2 separate regions of the Homo sapiens genome follow, and region 2 is linked to region 1. The links are chromatin loops, found by intact Hi-C in ENCODE. Cell type or tissue: thyroid gland. All regions are shown on one strand. Each heading gives the region's core, and the rest is flanking DNA. Links, peaks and the distances in the headings are about the cores only.

Region 1 (2,926 bases), core at 93-2,592:
AAAATCAATAGACTTGGTCTTAGAATAAATATTAAAATCTAAAATAATAAGTTTATATAAAAAATTAGCAAAGTGGAATTACTTCTTATGTTTACATTTAAGACCAAGAAAAACTTCAAGATTTCAAAATAATAAATTATTAGACAATAATGAAATTACAAACATTATAACAAGTATACTGATAGTTAGGAAAAATAATAGAGTTCTGAGAACAAACTGCGTTAATCTCCAAAAATGTACACTTATACTTTAAACCTACTAATTTAGAAAATTCTACACAAATATAAATTCCATTAGAATGATTACATCATCACATGTCATGTAGTCTCTGGAGAACTCTGCTGCAATCTGTGAGAGAATGAGAATGAAAAAGGTGCATAATATTAGAATATTGTTATGAAAATAGTTCTGACCATGCATATCCTCTGAAAAGGTCTCAGGACATCCCCAAGAGTTTGCAAACCACATTTCGAGAAATGCTGCTTTAACTCAAATGTGTCTTGAACAAGGTAAACATAAAGGTTTTTACAATAATTTTATATCAAGTCCAGTTTATAATAGTGAACATTTCTTAGGTACATTTTACATTCCAAGCATTAATACAACTGCATTACTTTAATCAAATCCCTTGAGGAATGTTCTATTCTCATCACTGTTCTACAGATGAAAAAATGGATGATGCACAGAGTAGATAAGTCACTTGCCTAATGTCATACATTTAATTAATAATGGAACCGGTATTTGTAGCCAGGGAGGGTTCACACTTTTACTTACTATGGTAATTACTATGGTAACCTTTCTGCCCACATTGCAAGTTTTCCTGATGATTTGTGAATTACCCAAGTTTTGCTTATAAACAATAGCATTTGTTGAATGTCTAGCATTTTAAGAAACTGCCAAACTGTTTTCCATTCCCACCAGTAATCTGTGAGATTTCCAGTTATTCCACATTGCCAATAACTCTTGACATTGCTGAACTCTAGAATTTTAGCCATTCTAATGGGTTTTTGTTTAATAACTAATAATATTGAGCATATGAAGAAATGTTTATGACTGTTTATATACCTTCTTTAATGATTGTCTATTCAGATGTTTTGCCCATTTTAAAATGGAATTGTTTATTTTCTTACTGAGTTGGAAAACTGTATATTCTGAATTAAACTCCCTTGCTGTTGTGTGTTACATATATTTTCTTCTAGTATATGACTTGTGTTTTTGTTTATGTAATAATGTCTTTTGAAGAGCCAAAGTATTTTTTTTATTTTGATGAAGTCCACTTTATCATGCTCTTTTTAAATATTTCATGTTTTTTTTTTCAAATTTAAGCATCTTTGCTTCAAACCTGGTCACAAAGAATTTCTTTTATGTTTTCTTCTGTAAGTTTTATAGTTGTAACTTTCGTACTTAGGTTTACGATTTGTCGTAGTCTGTTTATTTTGCTATAAAAGAATACCCGAAGTTGGATAATTTATTTACAAAAGAGGTTTATTTGGCTCAATGTTCTGCAGGCTGTGCAGGAAGCATGGCACCAGCATTTGCTTCTAGTGAGAGCATGAGGCTGCTTCCACTCATGGCAGAAGGTGAAGGGGAGCCAGCGTGTGCAGAGATTACTGAGAGAGAGAGGAAGCGAGGGAGAGAGAGAGGAGACACCAGGCTTTTGTGTAACAGCCAGCTCTTGAAGGAACTAGTAGAGCAAGAACTCACTGGCTATCGTGAGAACGGTGCCAAGTCATTCATGAGGGATCTGCCCAATGACTCAAACATCTCCCATTTCACTCCACATTCAACACTGAAGATTAGATTTCAACATAAAGTTTGGAAGGTTCGAATATCCAAACCATGGCATGGTCCATTAAGATTTAATTTTTGTATATGGTATGATGTGTGGATAAAAGTTTATTTCTATTTCTATATGGATTTCCAGTTGTTCCAATGGCATTTTTATTAAAAAACAAACAAACATATTTTCTTTCCTGATTTTATTGCCTTGACACCTTTGTTGTAAACACAATTGTGGATCTCTATCTCATTGATCTCTTTGTCACCCCTTTCAAACTGATACCTCACTTTCTTGATTACTTTAACTTTTTAAGTTTTGAAGCAGGTATATAAGTCCTTCAGTGCTATTTTTTCTTCTTTAATATTAATTTGGCTATCCTATGTCATCAATGAAATCTTAGCCTCATTTTGTCAATTTTTACTAAAATGATGGCTGAGATGTTGATTGGAATTGCATTGAATCTATAAACCAGTTTAGAGAAAATTTGTACCTTAACAATATTATACATGGTATATATCTCTCCATATATTTAGACCTTCCTTAATTTATCTCGTGAATGTTCGTAGTTTTCAGTGTAAAAGTCTTGTAAGCCTTTGGTTAGATTTATTGCTAAGTATTTATTAACAGTATCATAAATGAGTTTTTAAAATAATTATTTTCCAGTATTTGTGGCTAGTACAGAAGTTATAATGGAATTTTGTATATCAGTCTTGTATCCTGAAACATTGCTTAATTTACTTCTTAGTTCTAGTTATTTTGTATATCCACTGGGAATTCCTACATGAACAATTTTAAGTATATGTGTGTGTGTGTGTGTGTGTGTGCACATGCATGTGTATGATCCTTGAACAACACAGGGGTTGGGGCACTGACACTCCTGCACAGTCAACAATCCACATAAAAGTTTTGACTCCTCAAAAACTTAACTACTAATAGCTTACTGGTGACTGGAAGCTTTACCGATAACATAAACAGTTGATTGACATGTATTATATACTGTATTCTTAAAATAAAGTAAGCTAGAGAAAAGAAAATGTTACAAAGAAAATCATAAAGGAAGAGAAAATATATTTACCATTTATTAAGTGCAAGTGGGTCATTATAAAAAATCTTCACCCTCGTTGTCTTCATTTTGAGCAGGAGGAG
Region 2 (2,926 bases), core at 113-2,612, 66 kb after region 1:
GAGTCTAGTTATAGGTCTAAAAGGAAAGAGGGATGGTTCGGATGGGCCCTGAGAAGAAACAGCATTGTCTTGCATAGCAATGCTTCAGAGAGACTATTACCATTTTGTCAGGTAATGCAGGGTTAACCCCTCAGATAAGGATGGAAAGCCCAATACAACTGGGGGTGAGGATGCCACTGTCATGGAGGGCTGGGAGGCCACTTTGCCAGGGGTTAGGGAATTAGTTCCACTGGGGCTGGGGAGGCCGCTTTCAGTGGGGGTTGGAAGACTTCTTCCACTGGCAAAGAAGACTCATCAGAATTTAGGGACTCAATGTCTCCAGCTTCATCAGGATCTTTGCTCATGTCTTTATCTTTAATTTACAGAATCCCATTCTTTCCAATTGATGCCCTCACTTTAGTGTAGAAATCCTGCAAAGCTGGAAAGTCAACTTCATTGTAATTTAGCCAGTTGCAGAATGAGGTTTTGTGTTTAATTTTTAGCAGTTTCAGTCCTGTGGCTACAGGAGATAAGCGTCTTTTTCAGGGTACCCATAGAAGCTATTTGATTATTTATACGGCTGAGAATTTGAATCCCTGAGCTCATTCTTTTTTGGTGCAACTTTTCCAATGACATTAGGACAAACCAGTCTATGTCGTTATATGCATTAGTTTTCCAGAAACTTTCAAAAATACCGTATACAAAGTCTCCCACCTCCTTACTTCTTATTAGTGGCTCACTGGAAGCATATAGTGCAGGTATTTTGCATATCTCTATTGCCAGATCATGCCACTGACTATCCCTGCACTCTTTACTACTGGAAATAGAGTCCAGTATCTTTAAATCTAATCAGATTAGAGAGCCAGTTCCATAAACCTTGGAATGAATTCAGAAAACTCATCCTTAATATGTTCCTTTAGAGGCAGTCTCAGTACCAAAATCTATATTAGAGTTTTCCAAAAATATGTATTATTATGAGAAACTGGCTCAGGTAATTATGGAAGCTGAAAAGTCCCACAATCTGCTGTCTGCCGGCAAGCCAGAGTCCCAAGAAAGCTGGTGGTATAATTCAATCCAAATCTGAAGAACTGAGACTGAGGGGAGTTTATCTAAATCCCAGTCCAAGGGCAGGAAACAATGAGATGAGATGGTGATATAGTTTGGCTCTGTGTCACTACCAAAATCTCACCTTGAATTGTAATAATCCCCGCATGTCAAGGGTAGGATCAGGTGAAGATAATTAAATCATGGGGACAGATTACCTCACACTGTTCTCATGATAGTAAGTGAGTTCTCATGAGACCTAAGGGTTTTATATGGGGCTCTTCCCCCTTTGCTGAGCACTCATTCTCTCTCCTGCTGCCCTGTGAAGAGGTGCCTTCCGCCACAGCTGTAAGTTTCCCAAGGCCTCCCTAGTCCTGTGGAACTGTGAGTCAATTAAATCTCTTTTCTTTATAAATTACCCAGTCTCAGGTATTTCTTCATAGCAACGTGAGAATGGACTAATACAGAGGGTCTAGCTCAGGCAACGAGGGAGAAAAAAAGACTGAATTCTTCTTTCCTCTGCCTTTTGTTCTATTCAGGCTTTCAAATGGATCAGGTGATCCCTACCAAGGCAGGGGAGGGCAATCACTCCACTGAGTCCATCAGTTTGATGCTAATCTCATTCAGAAACACCCTCACAAACACACCCAGAAATAATATTTAATCTGGGCACCCTGATGCCAAGTCAAGTTGACACATAAAAGTAACCATCATATGAAGGATAAGAGATCTTCAAGTGTCTTCAAGGAAATCCCAGCAGTAGATCATGATACCTGCATGAGACTATGAGATGTTTTCAAAGGGAAGCCATCCTTGAACTCTAGAGAAGCTTCCTTGAGGAATAACTAATTAATCATTTATGCACAAAATGCAAGCTGTTATCCCTGTGATGGGAATCACACAGTTAAAAATTTTCCCTTTTAGCTGAAGGGATTAAATATACCACCTTGTCTGCCAAAGGCATTCAGCTAATACACAACTTGCTGGCCAGGGTCCTTATGAATGATAATAAAATCACCCTAGACTTTCCCCTTGCAGGCCAAGGTGGAGTCTGTGTAATTGCAAATACACCCTGCTGTATCTGCAATAATGCCTTTGGCTAAGTGGAAAGATCGCTAGAGAAACTTGAGGAAAAACATACCTGTTTTTCTAAGGTAGACTTGGTGGTTTAGGGATTAGTTCAGCTGGTTGAGTCCAGGACTGGATAAGATGGTGAGGCAGGGCATGACAGGTCAGTTTTGCAGGTTGGCCTCATTCTACTGCTTGAAGTCCTGTTGATAGTAACTGCAGTTAAATGCTATATAAGCCAAATTGAACAGATTTAGGCCCAGCTCTCCTGATCAGATTAATCAGAGTGCTGATGGACTGATGTATCCAAGGGAAAATTCTCCAGAAGACAAGATGGTGTAGAAACTAGGGGAGAATACTGTTGGGAGGTGGTCTCTCATATTTATGCATGTCTTATGAGCAGAGGTTCTGAGTGTCTTTGTTCTGCACTAGCTTTCCTGGGGTGTTTGTACAGCAAATCGTCTTGGAAGATAGAGATAGTATTTCTTTCTGGAGCAAGGGGCAGGCACGCTTACTGTTCAGTATAAAAGATTCATGTTCCCTAAGTTCAGGGTTCCTCTCTTGTGATGTAGCCTACTGCATGGACAGGCGTTACTTGGACCTCTTTTCATCACCCTGTGGACTTGGGACTCAAGAAACTGGCTACTCTGGCTATTGCTGTTGCTGTGAGTAATACATTCTTTACTCACTGACCCAGAAATCTTACGGTTTTTGCCAGCATTACAAAATGCAGCAGGCTAACTTATTAACTTCCAAGTAGGATCAGGTTATCATGCTAACATTTTTAAATCATATGATTTCACAAAGAAATCGAGATCACTCATTGTATGCAGCA

Evidence for each region. Peaks named below come from ENCODE experiments on the same cell type or tissue, not always from the same donor. Only the 100,000 strongest peaks of a DNase experiment are listed, where the experiment ranks them.
Region 2: a loop joins it to region 1, with 2.0 times the contacts of the local background. A loop is called at or near these places in 16 of 110 quality-filtered maps.

What each region holds. Positions count from the first base shown.
Region 1 is chr4:155,677,881-155,680,806 of GRCh38, forward strand. The region is part of intron 2 of GUCY1A1 (guanylate cyclase 1 soluble subunit alpha 1); the gene reads left to right. Among named protein-coding and RNA genes, the nearest start is that of GUCY1A1, 12 kb to the left of the region's middle. In thyroid gland, for the core only: no CTCF peak of the experiment used is centred there; a DNase peak (open chromatin) is centred at 1,651.
Region 2 is chr4:155,743,439-155,746,364 of GRCh38, forward strand. It overlaps LOC105377506 (a long non-coding RNA gene), which reads right to left. Exons shown (of 8, transcript XR_007058484.1): 4 at 2,165-2,294. Among named protein-coding and RNA genes, the nearest start is that of GUCY1B1, 14 kb to the right of the region's middle. In thyroid gland, for the core only: no CTCF peak of the experiment used is centred there; no DNase peak of the experiment used is centred there.